Regions from separate parts of the Homo sapiens genome. Here region 1 is linked to region 2. A link is an interaction called in ENCODE POLR2A ChIA-PET data of the cell type or tissue named here. Cell type or tissue: GM12878. All regions are shown on one strand. Each heading gives the region's core, and the rest is flanking DNA. Links, peaks and the distances in the headings are about the cores only. Region 1 overlaps SPMIP7 (sperm microtubule inner protein 7). Region 2 overlaps IKZF1 (IKAROS family zinc finger 1).

Evidence for each region. Peaks named below come from ENCODE experiments on the same cell type or tissue, not always from the same donor. Only the 100,000 strongest peaks of a DNase experiment are listed, where the experiment ranks them.
Region 1: POLR2A ChIA-PET joins it to region 2 with 10 read pairs; 3 of 35 experiments call an interaction of 5 or more read pairs at or near these places.

Annotation. Positions count from the first base shown.
Region 1 is chr7:50,156,082-50,172,070 of GRCh38, forward strand. SPMIP7 (sperm microtubule inner protein 7) reads left to right here. Exons shown (of 9, transcript NM_001161834.3): 9 at 2,965-3,175. The coding sequence ends at 3,088. Among named protein-coding and RNA genes, the nearest start is that of SPMIP7, 68 kb to the left of the region's middle. In GM12878, for the core only: no CTCF peak of the experiment used is centred there; no DNase peak of the experiment used is centred there.
Region 2 is chr7:50,351,205-50,353,704 of GRCh38, forward strand. The region is part of intron 3 of IKZF1 (IKAROS family zinc finger 1); the gene reads left to right. Among named protein-coding and RNA genes, the nearest start is that of IKZF1, 48 kb to the left of the region's middle. RefSeq lists enhancers at 1,123-1,302, 1,323-1,372. In GM12878, for the core only: no CTCF peak of the experiment used is centred there; a DNase peak (open chromatin) is centred at 1,277; H3K4me3 peaks cover 517 bases; H3K27ac peaks cover 2,497 bases.

The DNA.
Region 1 (15,989 bases), core at 7,524-10,023, 190 kb before region 2:
GCATGGTGCGGAGGGGCAGGAGGGAATTTAAACGTGTAAAAACTCACTGTGCTTTCATAAGGACTGTGCCCTCTAGCAGGAAGGCCTGGCCCTTATGATCAGAAAATTGGGCCTTCCAGGCTCTTCACATCAAAAAGTATCACTCTGATTGTATCTAGCACTATAATTTATTTTTCTAAAATTTTCCAGTGAAAGTATGAGCCTTGATCTCTCTCTGATGAGTGTCATGAGAACATAGTGAGCTAACTTCCTCCTGACTGTTTCTGCTTGATCTGATGCATTTTTTCCTGTTATTTCTAAGAAGTCATCTTCACACGGGCATCCCCTGGGAACTCCTGAATATTAGCCGCTACTGTACTCTCACTGCTTCTCTGCAATAGGTTCCTCACTTATTAAGAGCTAATGCCATTCCTGTGGTGGCTGTCTTCAAACCTCCCTGTGCCACACGAGCTTCCAGTCACTTCCCCACGCCCCTCTCAGCTGGTCTTGCCTCCTGCTTGCTGGGGCACCCAAGGTGACCCCTTCATTTTCCCTGCTAGTGTCCCCTCCTCCTCTCCATATCCCAGGCTCTATTTCCATCACTGCTGTCTCCCTTTTCCCCCAGGAAGACACACTCTTACTTTTCTAAAATATTGATCATTATTTCTGAGCTCTGAGTCCTGTGGTCCCATCAGTCCTGCTTCCTCCCTTCTGCCCCGCAGTGCTGGCCTCTCCCAGCTGGCCAGTTGTTTATGAAGAACCCCAGCGGAGTCTCCCTGTGGCTTCCCTGTGAGCTGCCACCCTGTTCTCCCCTCTCGTTCCTTTCACTTCTAAACTTCTTGAAAAAGCAAACAGCTAATCTCCCGTGCCTCCTGCCTTCACTTCCTTCCTGCCCACTCTCTCCTGAACCTGAACCTCCTGGCTCTGGATTCTGACACCAGCAGTCAAGTGACATGCTCCTGCCTGCCAGGCTGTACACTGGAAGGGGGACAAGAGAGAGGCCATTGGATCCGCTTGATGCAGAGGCAAGGAACAGTGCATTTGGCTGGATCTCTGTAATCGAGAAAACTGCACTGGTGGTTTGGAGGTTTTAAGTTGTTTGAGCCTCAAATGTTGATGCCAAGGGGTCCATGGCCATATACTCCCACACCATATTTGGAGCAAAGTGCACAGGGACCCCACAGTGCCTCAGGATGAACATTGGGATGGAATGCAAACTGAGAGGAAGGGACAGTTCAAAGAGATTTGAAGTGAGTAGATGGGATGTGTTAGAGGTGGAGAAGAAGGGATGTGACCTGTCTCCAAAGTCGTGAGCAAGGGGAATACAGGCGCAAGTGTTTTTCTAGCTCCCATTTCCACCGCAGTCCAGTGTTTCTTGCCCACACCCTCCCACCAGAATGTAACCTTCACAGAAACTTGCCTTCCCACCTCTGCAGCCATTTCTCACAACATATAATATACATATGTGTATCTGTGTGTATTTATATAAAGCAAAATAAAATATTAGTTCAAGGTGATCATAGCATAAAACAAAGCCATTTTAGATGTGGTCACTATATAGAGGGTTAATTTTAATTATTTTTAATTTTTTAATTTCCCATACCAGCATTGTAACTCGCTGCTAATACAAGCACTGCATTGTGTGTGTAATTCAGATAGCAACAAATTCACAGCAAAATTATTTCAGGCCACGGGCTTGTGGGGTTGCTCATAATAGCTGGCCCAACTCCTGTGACACTAGGATAGCCATCTCCAGGCAGAATAGGGAGTTTGGGAATGCCAGTAACCCAAGGGGATAAAACTTCACTTGCAAAGCATTCCACATTTTCAAAGCTTTTTTAAAAAAAATTATTTTAATTATCACACCAAACTTGATAGGGCAAATTTATTCCTACTGGGTATACAAGCAAAGTAAAATGAAGCCCAGTCATGAGCCTCCTGTGGGAACAGTCAACTTAAATACACTGGCAGAGCCAGTAAAACCCTGTACACCCGGCCTTGTTCACCCTCCCCCAGCAGCCTCTGGGGTAGGCCCAGGCCCCTCCCGCCCATGTCTTTTCCTGGCCTCTGGCCTATGGCCCATGGGTGAGGCCCAGGACCCCCACCCATGTCTTCTCCCAGCCCCTAGGTGAGGCCCAGGACCCTTCCACCCATGTCTTCTCCTAGCCTCTGGGTGAAGCCTGGATCCCTCCCACCCCCCATGTCTTTTCCTAGCCTCTGGGTGACCCAGCCATGTCTTCTTCTGGCCTCTGGGTGAGGCCTGGGTCCCTGCCACCCATGTCTTCTCCCAACCTCTGGATGTGGCCCAGGTCCCCCAACCCATGTCTTCTCCAGGTCTCTGGGTGACCCACCCATGTCTTCTCTTTGCCTCTGGGTGAGGCCCGGGCCCCTCCCACCGATGTCTTCTTCTGGCCTCTGAGTGACCCAGCCATGTCTTCTGCTGGCCTCTGGGTGAGGCCCAGGCCCACCCCACCCATGTCTCCTCTTGGCCGCTGGGTGAGGCCCGGGTTCCCCCTATCCATGTCACCCATGTCTTCTCCAGGCCTCTGGGTGACCCAGGTATGTCTTCTACTACCCTCTGGGTGAGGTCTGCCTGTCCCATGTCTTGTCCTGGCTTCCCTGGGCCTTATCTGTCCGCCCCTCACTCCTCCTTGGAGGAGACTCCTCTTGATTCCCCCGGCCACCCCACCCAGAGAGCTCTCCCCAGCGTGCCCTGGGCCCTCCCCAGGCACGGTGCGGTGGGGTTCCTTGGGCGGCTTTCTGCAGATCACCCCCATCCCTAGCACCCACCATAATTCTCTGCGCAGCACAGAGGTGCAATCCCTGCAGCTGAGTGCTCCCCAGCACGAGTCATCCTCGCTCCCTGCCTGCAGTGCGCGCTCCCCTCCCCTTCCCGCACAGGGGTATCATTAGTTGGATGAGGTTGTGTATTTGTACATGTCTTTTATGTCTCATTTTCCTCCTTTTTTTCCCATCCTGCCCCAGCGTCTTCCAGAAAGAAATGGCAGTTGACCTCTTCCGTCACCAGGCTCCCCTGTCTCGACTGGTCACAACTGTGAGACCCTACAACCCTTTCAACAAGAAGGACAAAGAAACCATAGACTACTAGAGGAGGCGGCCCTGCGCGGGCTGTCCAGGCCTCCGCCTGGGGAAGGCTTGTGCGGCGGTGGGAAATAAAGGCTGCTTCTCCGCGCTGCGCAGTGTGGTGGGTTCGGTGCTGTTCTCCGCTGGCCTGCGCGTCCCTGCCCAGCCCGCCTCTCTCCCCCGGCAGGCGGCGCTCAGCTGGACACTGGGCGCCCGCCAGCCGCGGCGCAGACTCCCAAGCCGCCGGCAGCAGGGTAGCAGGGCCTGTGTTGCAGAAGATTCCTCTTTAGGGTTGGAATATTGGGTCTACCTAGAGGTTTCACATGGCACCACTTCAGTGCAGGGATTCTAGAGCAGAGAGCAGACCATAGATTTTAGAATCTCAAAGGCAGTCTAGTCAAAAATCCGTATGCTGTCAGTGGGAACCCTGAGCTACTGAGAAAGTGCGTTCTTCTTTTCTAGCAGGGGACATCACACAAGGGGACAACATCTACCCTCTCTTGGCCTGCTCCAGTGTTTCCTTCAGAGAGAAGTGTTCCCCAGTCCCCATGAGGGTCCTGAAGTCTAAGTCAGGACCACTTTGGGTTAGAGTGTGGCCTGACCCGGCCTTGACCAAAGAGAGCACCAGCTCGCAGAATCTCTCAGGGGTGCATGTGGGCTGAGGGGGAGCCCTCTGGCCTTCGGAATATACACATAAAGTACATTTATATAGTATTTGCATGCACATATACACATACACAGAGCCTATTGGAGTTTACAAAGTGCTTTTGTAAACCTTAGCTCATTTGATCCTGCAACCTTGTAATAAATTCTTATAGCAGGCATTTTACAAATATCTTGCAATTTATGAATTAAATAGACTAAGGCCAGGAGAAGTGAAGTATTTAAGGTCACGCAACTAATAATTAGTAGAGTTATAACTAGAATCCAGGTTTTCTAAATTTAGATATTATACCTCTCCTACCCTTCCATTTTTTCAGCAAATTGGATAACCTTCAATGAATTATAAAAACAAAACAAATAGAAACTGAAAAAAAAAACCCTCCCTGTGTTTCTAGACTTTTCTGAAGTGTCTCAGGGTTTTTATCTGACTTCTAAGAAATTAAGATCAAGATAGTTATACCTCAGAACTCCAAGTAAATGTGTAAATTCTTTTGGGGGTAGTTTGTTCTTGATTTTCCCACAGAAAGGGGGAAGTCAGCTATCTTTGTGATGGAATCATGTATTGCCTCAATGGACAACAACACATGCTTCGATGGTGAGTGTTTTACCAGGATGAAAGAGGAAGGGCAACAGCCATCCATCCTGAGGGCGGACGTGCCTGCGTGCAAAAGGAATGGTTCCCCCTGAACCCAATCTTGTAGTTTCATTATTTTTAGAAAGAGTAAATTGGAAAAAAAATAGACCCAAATAAAAATCTTCAACTCTGGAATGTTCTCAGCAAAACACAAATGGGGCAGTATTAGCCTCCTTCAGGAAGCAGGTTAACGTAGGTACCTGAGATTACATTTTGCAGTAAACATCCCTGGCAGGCCACTTTGCCAGGGGGTGGTGGTGCTCAAAATCTGAGGCACCTCTTCATCATTCTGGGCCTGGATAGGGCTTCAGTAATACTGGATCTTAGCATTTTCCAGGCTAAGATAATTTTTCCATTCTCTACAGTGCAGATACCTAGACACCTGTAAGAGCACTTGAACACCCCAATGCTGCTTCTAGAAGGATGTTGGCTTTGTCTGCGGCATCCCTGGGCCTCATTCAGAAAAAGAGAGATGGTGACTCTTCATTTGCTTGTTCAGACTTATCACTTGTGAAGATAAAAATGCAAATCCTGTTCACCACAGACCTAGAATCCCAAGGTCAGTCACAACAAGGAAGAACATAGAATTACCAGTGTTCCTGACCCTGACCTGTGGGGTGGGTGTAAGTTGTAGTATTTGGGCTTCTGTGGTCAACATTACAACTAAAAGTCACAAAAGCCATGGAAAATAGTCTCAGGGATACACATCTGCTCTTCAGATTCTGAATTCTGGTCTTGCATGATTTCTTTCACCAGGAGCCAGCAGAGCTGTGCTTCCTCGGACTAACAACTTGCCCCTCACTCCCTACCCTCCGGGCACCGTCTCCTCTATAAAGTCACCCTCTCAGCTTTTCTTTATCCCCAGAGATGACACAAATACAGAGAACTGTGGCATTTTTATAGCATTTAGGTGAAAGATGTTATAAATTATACAGTTCACCTGAGAGAAAAAATACATGCTAAACCAGGCAGTGCCTCACACCTGTAATCCCAGCATTTGGGGAGGCCAAAGCGGGAGGATTGCTTCAGCCCAGAGTTCAAGATCAGACTGGGCAACACAGTGAGACCTCTTCTCTACAAAAAAAAAAAAAATCAAAAAATGAAGGAGGATCACTTGAGCTCTGGAGGTTGAGGCTGCAATGAGCCATGATTGCACCATTGCACTCTTGCCTGGGTGACAGAGTGAGACCCTGCCTCAAAAAAAAAATAAATAAATAAATAGAAAGAAAGAAAGAAAATGAAAGAAGAAAATCCATGTGAATAATCTTATTCTAGCAAATAAGGATGTTAGAATGCAGCATATTAAAATATTACAAAAGTACAATACTATGAAAAAATATGGCACTCAACACAGAGCAGAATGGAAACTAGAATTGAACAGAGGAAAGTATTTTGAACTCCTGAGTGCAGGATAGGTTTTTTTCAATAGATGGTATTGGGACAACTATTTGAAACAAAAAAGAAATGTAGATCCACTAAATGAATTGTTCCTGGAATACAGACTTAAATAGATAAGTTACAGATTACTCGGAAATTCAAGAGAATTGGTTTATAAGGTGGAGGGTGTGAAAAAAATTTCCGAAAAGGACACTGAAGGAGATAAAAAGCTACTTTCAGTATAAAAAATACAACCAAAATTTTAAGATAAAACTGCCAGGAAAATATGTCAAAGGATTCATATTCTCATTGTAAAAACAGCCTATGATTTAAAAATGATTATACTAATAAAAACAAGTCAAAGGATGTTAATAAAAAATAAGAAATATGAATGGCCAATACAATTTTTATACCTCAGTAGTATTAGAGAAATGACAGTAGTATTTCACTTTTCACCCACAAACTGGTGCTTATGAGCAGAAATAGATGTCTGTATACCACCGGTAGTTTACATGGGTAATACCTTCCTAGGGGATATTTGGCAAAATGTTTTAAGAGCTTTCGCAAGTGGCTTACATTTCAACTTGGTCATTTCGTTTTTAGGATTTTGTCAAAGCAAATAATCACACAGTAAGCAAATATATATGCATAAAGAATTAAAGGTGCAGCATTTTATTTAACTGAGAGAAAATGAAAACAACTTACTGTCCTGTAGGGTAAACACAACTGATAGCAATAACTTAAGCATACTCTTAGAATGACCCTTATGGCAGATGCACCTGATGTGTGTTCTGAGCTAGGGCATCTGGGAGTGGCTAACACAGAGATTGGTTTCTTATCTATGATAAACATCTGAGCCCCTGTCCCATCCTGTGGAACATGGCCGAACAAGAGATTGAGGCCCTGAGTTTTGGGTTCATGAAGGTTGGAAGGTGGAGTTCACTAGGAGGAGGATGTTAAGTGAAAATGCTATATAAACTGCATGCTGTTTGCAAGCAGTTGCAGTTTTCCTGGCCAGCCTGCTGCCACTGGGTTATGTGGTTATGTTGTCCAGGCTACCACCACCATTTCTGTAATTAAGGCAGTCCTATTATCCAGCCTGCCTGCATTGGACTCTCTCCCCTGTATAGTATGCTCCTAATAAAATCCCATGCTTCATTTGCTGTCTCTGGATCTCTTCTTCGGCCTCTTGAACCTAGTGTCTTCCCTATTGAGATGCAAAGTTCGATACAACATGCCCATCGAAAGAAAATGTGATAGGCCGGGCGCGGTGGCTCACACCTGTAATCCCAGCACTTTGGGAGGCCAAGGTGGGCAGATCACCTGAGGTCAGGAGTTTGAGGCCAGCCTGGCCAACATGGTGAAACTCCATCTCTGCCAAAAATACAAAAGTTAGCCAGGAATGGTGGTGGGCACCTGTAATCCCAGCTACTCAGGAGGCTGAGGCAGGAGAATCACATGAATCCAGGAGGCGGAGGTTGCAGTGAGCCAAGATTGGGCCACTGTACTCCAGCCTGGGCAACGAGAGTGAAACTCCATTTCAAGAAAAAAAAAAGAGAGAGAAAATGTGATAAATTGTTGTACATTAATGTACTGAAATATATGCATTAAAAAGATAATAGAGCTTCGTATTGATTATCATGAAAAGATATATATGCAATATTGTTAAATGCAAAAGCAGGTATTACAACAGCGTGTATTTAATTATTTAAATTTTAAATATATGTATACATAGAAGACTGTAGAGAAAAGGTAAATAGTTACTAGTTCTGAGATTACAGGTGATTACCCTTTTATACTGTTACTACAGTAGGCATGTGTTCTTAAAAACTGGAAAACTTAAGAAGTTATAAAAAAGTCAATGCCCTTTCTCTTCAAAGGTCCTTACATAAGAAACTATCCAAAACATTCCTTTTAATAATTTAGAACCAGAAAAATGATTGTCCCTCCTGAAAAAAACCTGGTTTTAGAGTATGAGAATCATATAAGTCACCCACCTCAATCTCTTATAAAATCTGCTGGTTTATAACATATACAGGAGTGAAATTACATAAGGTAAAGTGCTTCCACTTCCCCCTGCCTGCCGGGGAGCTCAAAGCTGAAGTGAATAAACATATTAACTGATAGCTTAAACACTTGAGCCAGGGTTCCACATTTGAAACTGACATTTGAATAAGCCACTAATGGAGTCATCCTGACCCAGGTTCAAGTTTGACAACCACTGATGACTCTGAGGGCTGTGTGCCTGCTTCCTCCTGCATTAGCTACATTTTAATAAAATTTGTATCTTCTCTATTTCCTCAAGGATCTAAGGTATCTCCTAATACTGAAAGGACTTAAAGTGGACACAGAAAAATCTAAAACCTACGTGGCTTCACGTTTAATTTGTTTCCCATGAGTGTTTCATGCACAAAATGGAGCGTTGGTTTTAGGAAAAAAAAATTAGTCCATGTCCTGATAATTGTCCAAATTGCCCTTGTGGTCAGAGAAGGCAATTATCCAATAGTAGGAATAACTTACCAACCCAGAATTATTTTCTAATAAGTGAAAATATTCCAAATTTAATCTATTTGCTCCCTTTAGCACAGTACAGACTCTGGGCTGGGTGACATGGTTTTCAGTGTTTTTTTGTTTTGTTTTGTTTTGTTTTGTTTTTTGTTTCTTTTACTTTGTGTTGTAATACACCCTTATGCATCCTATCCAAATGATATTCAGAAACAATACTGTGGTTTTATTTGACGCCATTGTATTTTTTTCATTATGGTTGGTTTAAATATAATACTCACAATTACTGTTGTCAAAGCAATTCCCATTTCACCCTCTATAAATGTAGATTCCTCATGGAGTGGTGAAATTGACATTGAAGAGCTGTTTCAGCCCTGTTCATCTTACCTGCTAATTACAGGTGCACAGGAAGAGCGCTGGTTTCCTCTGTGCCGGCCCAGACTTGGCTGGTTACCCAGACTGGGTTTCCAGGGCAAATCCCATTGGTTCTAGTTTGTAAACTGTAAATGGAAACAGATTTACTTCCTTACATGCACACTTTGGAAATAAAGCCCTAAAAAGTGTTCAGTGTTAATCTACGTTTCCAGTGCTGGTACATTGTTTTTATTGTGTCTTCCGTGGGCAGAGCCACAAGATAAAAGATAAAGTGAGACAGCAATGGGCCGGTGAGGACAGGCAGGAAGAGGTGTCTGGGCAGAGGAGGGGTGGGGAAGAGGCGCTGAGGGTGTGGTGCCCTGAGGTTGTAGGGTGCACATTGTGGAAGGTTGGGGTATCTGCACTGGAAGGCCAGTGTCACAGGATTGAGGCTGTCTGCTCTGGAGGGACCCATGGGCAGGGCCCAGACACAGCCCTGGGATGGCAACCCCACAGTGCTAAGCACAGTTCCAATGCAGGATTGCTGAGCTCAGGGCAGGGCTGTGGGCTGAGTGGGAACCGTGCTGGGCAAAGCAGAAATCAAGGAGAACTGATGTCTGATAGCTGAGGGTAGGGGGTGGTATCAGAACACTGACTGTTGTCTACTTGCTGGAAAGAATGACTTCCAATCACAAATTAGTATATTGAGTAAATATTCCCCAACATTTAACGGCTTAGTACTATGCTTTCATACTCAGTTATCTAAGAAGACATACAACCAAAGTCTTCCCTGAGAAGTTTACTAAAAAGTCAGTGTTTCAAGGTAGATGCCCTATGGGTCCTTTCCTGGGATGATTCTAAGATCATGTGAGCAATTGTAGACTCCTAGTCCATAATCTAAAGCTTGCCTAAATAGACTACAAGGATAACAGTCATGTCAAATGCTGCTGGGAGCACCTGGACTGGTTTCTAAGGAAAGTCTTGGCCTTCTGGTTGCTTCCTTGGCATGCATCATGGTGGAGTGGCCTCTGTTAAGGCACAGGCCTTGGTAAGAAGCTCAGTGTTCAAAGTGTGAGGTCCAGCTTATGCTGAACCGAGCTCAACAATGTGGATAGCGGTGGGAGAAACCACTGCAACTCTACCTTCCTCAGCCATTGGGACCCCTCCCAGGAAGCAGCCTCATGGCTGCAAAATCAAATCCAGGTTTGTTGTTGTTGTTGTTGTTGTTTTTGAGACAGAGTCTCACTCTGTCGCCCAGGCTGGAGTGCAGTGGCATGACCTCAGGTTACTGCAACCTCCGCCTCCTGGGTTCAAGCAATTCTGCCTCAGCCTCCTGAGTAGTTGGAATTACAGGCGCGTACCACCATACCAGGCTAATTTTTTTTGTATTTTTAGTAAAGACGGGGTTTCACCTTATTGGACAGGCTGGCCTCGAACTCCTGACCTCGTGATCTGCCTGCCTCGGCCTCCCAAAGTGCTGGGATTACAGGTGTGAGCCACCGTGCCCAGCCTAAATCCAGGTTTTATTGGCAAGTTTGGCCCTGCCACACTTGGGCCAACGTTTATGGAAACAGAGGAGCATTCAGCAGGAAACCAGAAGATGCTGTGTGCTCGCTGCTGATCTATGTTGAGGCAGCCACCCTCCATGCTGAGCAGACAGCTTCTCTTATCTTTCATTTTGTCATCCGGATACTAAATGTGTAATCCTTTTAATATGCAAGCAGATTATGTAAGATATAATATGGAATTTAAAGGGGTGTAAAGTGCTACAGCATATCAAAAGATGTATCTGAATCCACGTCTACAAAAATTGGAATATGGATATATTCATATATTCACGTTATATATCAATATATTCATATTCCAATATTTTGTATATCTATCCGTCTTTGAATATCTTGGAATATGGATAGATATAGACATATCATTTTATCTGAACTTAGAAGTCCCCTTGACTTCATTTTTTCTTTGGGAAAAAACTTATCTTTCCTAATTTGCTCATTAAACTCGGGTCAGAAATATTCATTTTAGGTTATTGGTTTTCTCGGTCTTGCTATTTAAAAGAGTATTTCTCAACTGCCATCTGGAAAAGGTCACAGAAATATTAATATACTTCTAAAACTAGAAGACCAAAAGCCTCAGCTTTCAATATAAGTTAAAGTGTGGTGATGCAAATTGCAGAAAATCAGTGGCCTGTATCTCTTCAAGAATTATTTAATAATGAATTTACCAGTAGCAAAATAAAAGGACCTCTCCTGAGTAAGCTTTAAACACAACTGAAATACACACAGGGGAGGAAGAGCCACTGGGCTTTCTGCGACTCCGAGGATGACAAGGGAAAGGCCATGTGGTGTTCAGACACCTGGGAGGGCCAGGCAGGGCCCTGAAATGACAGGAACCTCAGCCAAGGAGCTGAGGAAGCAGGTAGGGAAGGAGGGAGAGCCAGAAAAGGGGATGCACAGCAGAGACTGGGCCAAGGCATGCTCCCCTTACAGCAGCTACCAGGCCCAGCAGGCCAGCACCTTCCTCTCATGTTCGCGAGGAGCTGTCTTGAGTAAATGCCCCACAGGAGCACACGTGGATTCCTTTGATCTACACACGGGGGACTTCACAACCTCCCAAGGATGAGTGGTCGCTGCTCTTTTGGGGCTACTGTGAGCATTTGTGCAGTGAAGTCAGTTCTTGGCTCTGAAAACCAGTGGAACCAAGCAAAGATTCTCCCCAGATGGAGTACAGGCTCTGTGAAGGCTCATGGGCTGCCCGTGGGTGCATGGCCCAGCCTTTCACTCAGCTTGACAGCCAGATCCTCATGCTGGATGCCAGGCTATGCCTGGGGAGGGCTCCTGGAGCTCAGGCGTGAACTCCATGGTGCTGCAGAGGTGAGAGCATGGGATATTTCTCCAAACCACTGGGACCTTTACAAAACCTTTACCCTCTTCTGCTTAAAAGGTTAGCTTAGCTAAGGCAGGGCAGTGACGTTGTTTTGGTTGTGGTTTGATTCTAGTTCCTTTCAATTCTTCATCGTTTGTCCTTCAAGGTTCCTGGAGTCTGGGGCTCCTGAGAGCAAGCCCCAGCCCTCTTCACAGTGACAACACCCCTTCCTTTCTGGCACACCCTGCAGAGAGGCCACCCTTTTCCCCAGAGGCACCCCTTGTGAGTGAATTGCTCCTGTTCACTTCCTGCCTGAGGGGCAGCATTGAAGGGGGCAGGGAGAGGCAGGGGGAGGGATGTTTAGCAGGGGTGAGGAGAGGAGCAGCCGTTCTGGGCACGCGGAAATTCCAACTGTGCTGAGACTGACGCTCACGTACCCCCGCCTCTGGCTGTGGGACAAGAGTATTTGCCTTCTTGGTAGAAATTTTCCCTAATACTTAGTTTTTATTTCCCTAAGTTTCTAACTTTCTACAACTTCAAAGTTCACATGGAAATACCATTAAAGCCATAACCTATTCCCTTGGACAGTGGCTGTGTGCTGCACTAGGCCCTACCCGGGAAGCCACGCACCTGGCCTATGTCAGAGTTGCTGCTCCGGGAGAGGTTAGGACACAGGATCCAGCACTCACACTGATTTGTGGCATGGAATTTATGTCCTCAAAGCCTCCCATTTCTCACTGGGAAGATGTAGGTTGTTGTGGATGTTGAAGAAGAGAATATGCAGAAGTACCTGGCACGTTAGACGCAATCAATACATATTACCAATCGTGAATATTAAAAATCATTATCCTCTGAAACACGCCTTGGCACCACTTCTTGGCCTGCAGGTACAGTCCATGAAACAAGTAGCCCTTCCCCACCCTGCCTAGCCCCAGGAGCCATCACGATGTACCATGTCCTCTTTTTTTTATTATTATTTTTTGAGACGGAGTCTCTCTCTGTCACCCAGGCTGGAGTGCAATGGCGCGATCTCAGTTCACTGCAATGTCTGCCTCCCTGGTTCAAGTGATTCTCCTGCCTCAGCCTCCTGAGTAGCTGGGATTACAGGCACACACCACCACGCCCGGCTAAGTTTTGTATTTTTAGTAGAGATGGGGTTTCACCATGTTGGTCAGGCTGGTCTCGAACTCCTGACCTCATGATCCCCCCTCCTCAGCCTCCCAAAATGCTGGGATAATGGACATGAGCCACTGTGCCCAGCTAACCATGTCCTCTTACTCCAGCCAGCCTGGGCCTCTGGCAATGCTGAGGAGCCAGGGATACTGGGACTCACATGGGCACCAGCACTGGAGGCTGAGAGCCAGCCTAGAATCCAGAGCTCTCAGATAAACCCCCACATTTATGGTACTTCCGATATTGCCTTACTTAGGTTTTGTCTGTAATATGTTATAGCAGTGATCTCATTGTCATGAAAGGACCCTTTTATGTATTATTTTCCCTGTTCCTTCAAGTCTGGTTTTACTCCTCTTGTTGAAAGTCATGTTTTATTCCTCTTGGTGTGAATGAGGGTAATGTATGTAGCCAGGTACTATTAGGTATTTGCAAATATCTGCAACAAGGATGGATGGATAGATCGATGGATGGATGGATGGTTAGTCACCTAGAACTCCAAGCAGTCCCCTTAGCAGAAGATATTTAAACCTAAAATTCACAAGGTGGAAAGTCAGAAATTTCCAATACTTTTTCTTCTGTGTTTGTACTCCCAATTACTACCTTTTTGTTCCCTGTGTTTTCTCCTTCAGATCATTTTCTTTCACCTATTGCTCTGGTCAGTATCCCTCCTCTTGTCTGCTGCTTCCCTCTGCTCCCCAACCTCATTGCTTACAATGTGGGTCTGCTGGTAATATTTCATCTAGTTATTCCAACTACACTACAAGGTAGGTATTATTTCTTACATGTTACAGATGAGGAAACTAGAATTCAGACAGCATGTCCAAGGTTACACACTAGCTCATGGTGGGTTGAGGCATCTGGCAGAGATCTGCCTCCAACCAGTGTCAGACCACTGATATTCTGATTGCAAATGACTATGAACTATATTTACTCAAGTACCGCTCATTCTAAATATTACTAAAAGAGAGAAACTATTTCTGTGAAAATACTGCTAATTCCAGTTTTTGGGCCCCATGTCAGATGGAAGTGCAAATGTTTTTCAAAAGAACATCTTATTCTCTGTGCACATTCCCCTTCAGAATAAATGAACAGTTCTGGGGCTGCTTATCTGGAAATTCAATACATCAACCTGGAATATAAGGAGCCACCATCTTTCTTTCTTTTTTCAAAAACAAGCTCTCATGTGTGTCTTGTAAAGTCCAAGGCATACAGACTCCCCAGGATGTGCCTCCTAAAGTGCGAGGCATATGAACCCCAGGATGTGTCTCCAAAAGTCTAAGACACACAGGAGAGCTTGATTTAAAAAAAGAAAAATAAATAAATAAATAAATAGGGAGGGAGAGAGAGGAGAGACAGAGAAAGAAAAGAAAGACTGGGAGGCCGAGGCAGGTGGATCACCTGAGGTCAGGAGTTCCAGGCCAGCTTGGACAACATGGTGAAACCCCATCTCTACTAAAAATACAAAAATTAGCTAAGCATGGTGGCACATGCCTGTAATCCCAGCTACTTGGGAGGCTGAGGCAGGAGAATCACTTAAACCTGGGAGGTGGAGGTTGCAGTGAGCCGAGATCGCACCACTGCACTCCAGCCTGGGTGCCAGAGCAAGACTCTGTCACACAAAAAAAAAAAAGAGAGAAGGAAGAAAGGGAAAGGAGAGAAGGAGGGAGGGAAGGAGGAAGGGAGGGATGGAAGGAGGGAGGGAGGGAGGGAAAGAGGGAGGAAGGAAGGTTACTTCCCCAGGGGCATGTGATGTTTTCTTGTTGCAGAGATAAATCCCATAGGCGAGGCAAGGTCCAAGGAGAAGAAGGTATTACCTAAGAAACTCCGAGAGAAGAATGGAGGCTCCTGCTTCACGGAAGAACAGGCCACTTCCTGGGGTCAGTGACTTCAGCAAAGCCCTGAAGAATATCAAGAGTTCTATGAGGGGGAGGAGTAAGGAGAACATTCCTGGCTCCACTTGAGAGACTCGAACTGATGACTCCCTCCATCATGTGGGAAGATCTCAAACATTTTGATTTTAGGAATTCTTAACACCCTTTAAACTTATTAAGGTTCCCAAGGACTTTTGATCATATGGGTTACATTATTGATATTTACTGTATTATAAATTAAAATTGAGAAATTTCAGAATCTGGATCAATTCATTTTGAAACCATAATAATAATAACATAATTTTATGTTAACACAAATAATTACTTTTTAAATAAAATAACTATATTTCCCAAAACAAAAAAAATTAAGAAGAGTGTCATTGCATATTTTTGCAAATCTTTTTAATGTCTGACTTAACAGAAGAGAGCCAGATTCTCATGCCTGCTTCTGCATTCCAAATCTGTGGCAACAGGTGTTTTGGGTTGAAGAATATGAAGAAAGTTAAGCTTCACACAGATAACTAGTAAGGAGAGGAGTATTTTAATATTTTTTTGGATATTACAGATACTATTCCTTGATTCTATACCAAAAATTGACAAGAGGTAGTTTTTGCAAAATTATTTGCCGTGTGCTATTGGAAACTGTGTTCTGTTGAAAATTGATTGGCCCATTGCTTTGTGGTGGTTTTGTGATGCACCATCTTGGCCAGGTTGAACTCCATTCCCCAGAAGTTCCATTCTAGCATGTTTTTGGTAAGAGTGGGCTATAAGGGAGATTTTCTCAGGAAGGGAGTTAGAAGGTGGGAGAGAAGCAATGGCCATTTTGTATCTTGCACACATTTTCCCCAGCTGTTTGTCAAATGCTGGGAACAGAGGCCCCCCTTCAGGAGTCTCCTCAGTTTCTCTGCCTCCTGGGCCAGGTGTGCGTTGCTCCCTGAGGAAGGACCCCAGTTTTCACCACACGCCCTTGTCAATAAGATCAGTGGCAACAAGAGCAGACACAAGCTTCCGTCTGTCCAGCTCAGCACTGTGGTTCCAGGCTGCTGGTGATCTTCCTGCCTGACAGCCTGCCAGTGGGCTTCCGGCTCCAGCCTCAGAATCAGGGCAGCCTGGTAATAGGCTGCTTAGCCAGCCCACTCTGTACTAAGATCATTTTAAAAATTACCTATGTGTGTGTATACACATATACATACATACACATACACATATAACATAGGTACCTTACTGGTTCTGCTTCTCTAGTCAAACACTTCAACCAAATACACACTTCCAATGGACTTTTTTCCTATCTGTGATTTGACCTCACAGATATCTGAAAGGTACAGGGTATCCCAAGTTTTCTCAAATAATTCTTTGAGAACTGCAGGTACAGGGAAAATAGGAGGCAGGCTAGGGCCAGATCTTAAAGGATCCTTGAATGCCAATATGCGAACTTTGGACTCTTCCCTGTAAATAACAATCAAGTAAAGATTTATAAA
Region 2 (2,500 bases), core at 1-2,500:
CATTATATTTTTATGATATTGGGAGTAGATTTAACCATTATGTAAATTGGATTTTTTAATTTTAAAAAGTCACTTATCTTGATGTAAAATCATGTCTTAGTAACCTTGATAAACTAAGTTTTGCATGATTACACCTTAAGGTTAAAACATATTTCATTTCATCATTTCCCAGAAGGGGCACTGAATTCACCCATTTCCTGTTTTTCATCTCAGAATGTTCTGTGTTTCCTCCATATCTACTTTCCCGGCAGCAGGACCCTGGAAGCAGTCACACCAACCTCATTTACCCCACCTGAGATTTGTGCGCTTTGAACATAGTTGCAATCAAATCAACAATATCTTTGCTCAGAAATGGATATGTGAAGTAAAATGTGCTGCCCTGTTCATGTATGAAATCATTCAGCTAGCTGGCCAGTGAGCCCTTCATTGCAACAAAGATTTTTCTAGAGCCCCTGCACTATCTGGGGCTATGTCAGGCCTCACACTCCTGCTCACACGTTTGGAGGCTACCTTGGCCAGTATTACCTTAATCCAGCATTTAGGGGAAGGAGCATTTCAAGACTAAATTTTCTAAACTGCTCAAGCCTACCTCATTTTATTTCTTGTGTATTTTAACACTTTTGGATGAGGACTCTTCCTAGAACCTACTAACAATTCCCCCCCGCCCCCATGCCAAGATTCTTTAAAGACTTTCTTGAAAACGCTTCAGTCTTTTCTTCTTAGCTCAAAAGTACTATCCTAAATACTAGCTCTGGCATTACAGGGAGTTAATTTGTGGGCACACACAGTAAATTATAAACCCCTTAAGCAGAGAAGATTGTATTATCAGTTTATTAGTTTTCTTATTCATTCCTTCAGCACACATTTCTGTTGCCTCCAATGCAGCAGAGAAATTGACTTCTACAGTTTCCACAACAGTCCAGATTTCAACTGTGTAGTGCTCTTTCAGCCAGAAAGTACACTTGTGTTTCCCTGGCCATAGGTCCTGAACCTCACTTCTGAAAAGTCATTGTGCATAGAGAGCTAATAGCTGTACCCTAAATGATCCTGGCTTTGAATTCTCTTATCTGCTTGGATAGTATTATCTGTCTCTTCCTCTGCATTCTAATTTGCTACTTCTAATCTGCTGGGAATTACAATAAGAAAGAACCATTTAATCATTTTTACAACTGTGCCTAAAGAGAGTGTGTGTAAGTGCCGAGAGAGTGTATGAGGGACTTGCCCATGAGTAAATGCATGAATTTTAGGTCAAGGGTTTTTTGCTTCTCTTTTGGTTGATTACCTCAGAGATCAGTTTTACTTTCTTTCTCATTCTTGACCTATCATCACTAGCTGATATGGATGATGTGTACAACTTCTGAGTAAGAATAATGTCAATGGGACGGGATGGGATTGGCTGGTGATTCTGTTGATCTTAAAGTTTATATATTTTAAGTTTAGTGTTTCAGAATGAGACCAAAGCGGTGACATTTTCAACCTCTTCGGTCTCTCTTCAGTTTTTTCATTTTAAGTTTTTGTTGTGCTTCTATCACTTAAAGGAAGCCTCCAAGTTGAAATCAAATACTAATGACATTTTTATCTAATGTATAAATGTGTTTTTATTATTTATTAGGAAATTTATTTTACTTGGCCCTCAGCCATGACATATCATGGCATAATCACTATCCTAAATTTGTATATCTTATCCTTGCATAAGGTAAGACTTTCTATGAATTACACATATTTGTATTTTCCTCTCTTACATATTTTAAGAATTTTTTTATACTTTGTTTTCTGCAAATGAAATATTGCTCATAAGCCAGGTGATGGCTGTCCACGCCTCTTTTCCCCTGCTTACCCTTGCTTAGATCTTATGGTAGAATCTTTTCATAGAAGACACAGAAAGACATGAAAGAAAGAGCTGGAGAAGCCTGAGGGGCTGCCCAGTGAGTGGTCTGCTAGGATGCTGTGCCACAGCCCAGGCACAGGAGGCAGGGAGAGCAATGGGGCCCTTCCCTTCCACCAACATTCAGCAGAATTTGCAGCTCCATGTTTCCAAAGCTTCCAGGGCACTTGCATTTAGAGAGAGAGAGCAAGCAAGCTGCCTTTCCTCTTCCTCAGTTCTGCCAGCCACACTCTTGCCATGATGAGCAGTTTCAGCCAAAAGCTCCTTCCCCTGCCCTAACACCTCCTGCAAGGCCTGAGGTCTGGAAGCCACCTGCGCCTGCTGGCCCCTCCTTTCTTGTTTCTGCAATGGATGTTGTGGCCCTGTGAGGGAGAAGAGAAAAAGAAGTTGCCCTCCTCCCTCTATCCTCACCTCCTGCCATGCTGTCACCCTTATAAGAGAGAAGGGCTAACCATCCAGGCTAATCCTCCAGTGATGCAGGAGAGGACATCCTGGCCGGAAGAGTCAGAGCTTCCAGGTGAGCTCAGGTGGGTCAGCCCCCGAGGCTGTGAAGAGCCCAGGGGCCAGTAGATGCCACTTTTGCTCCAGGAAGAATCTTCAACTGTGTCCTTTTTA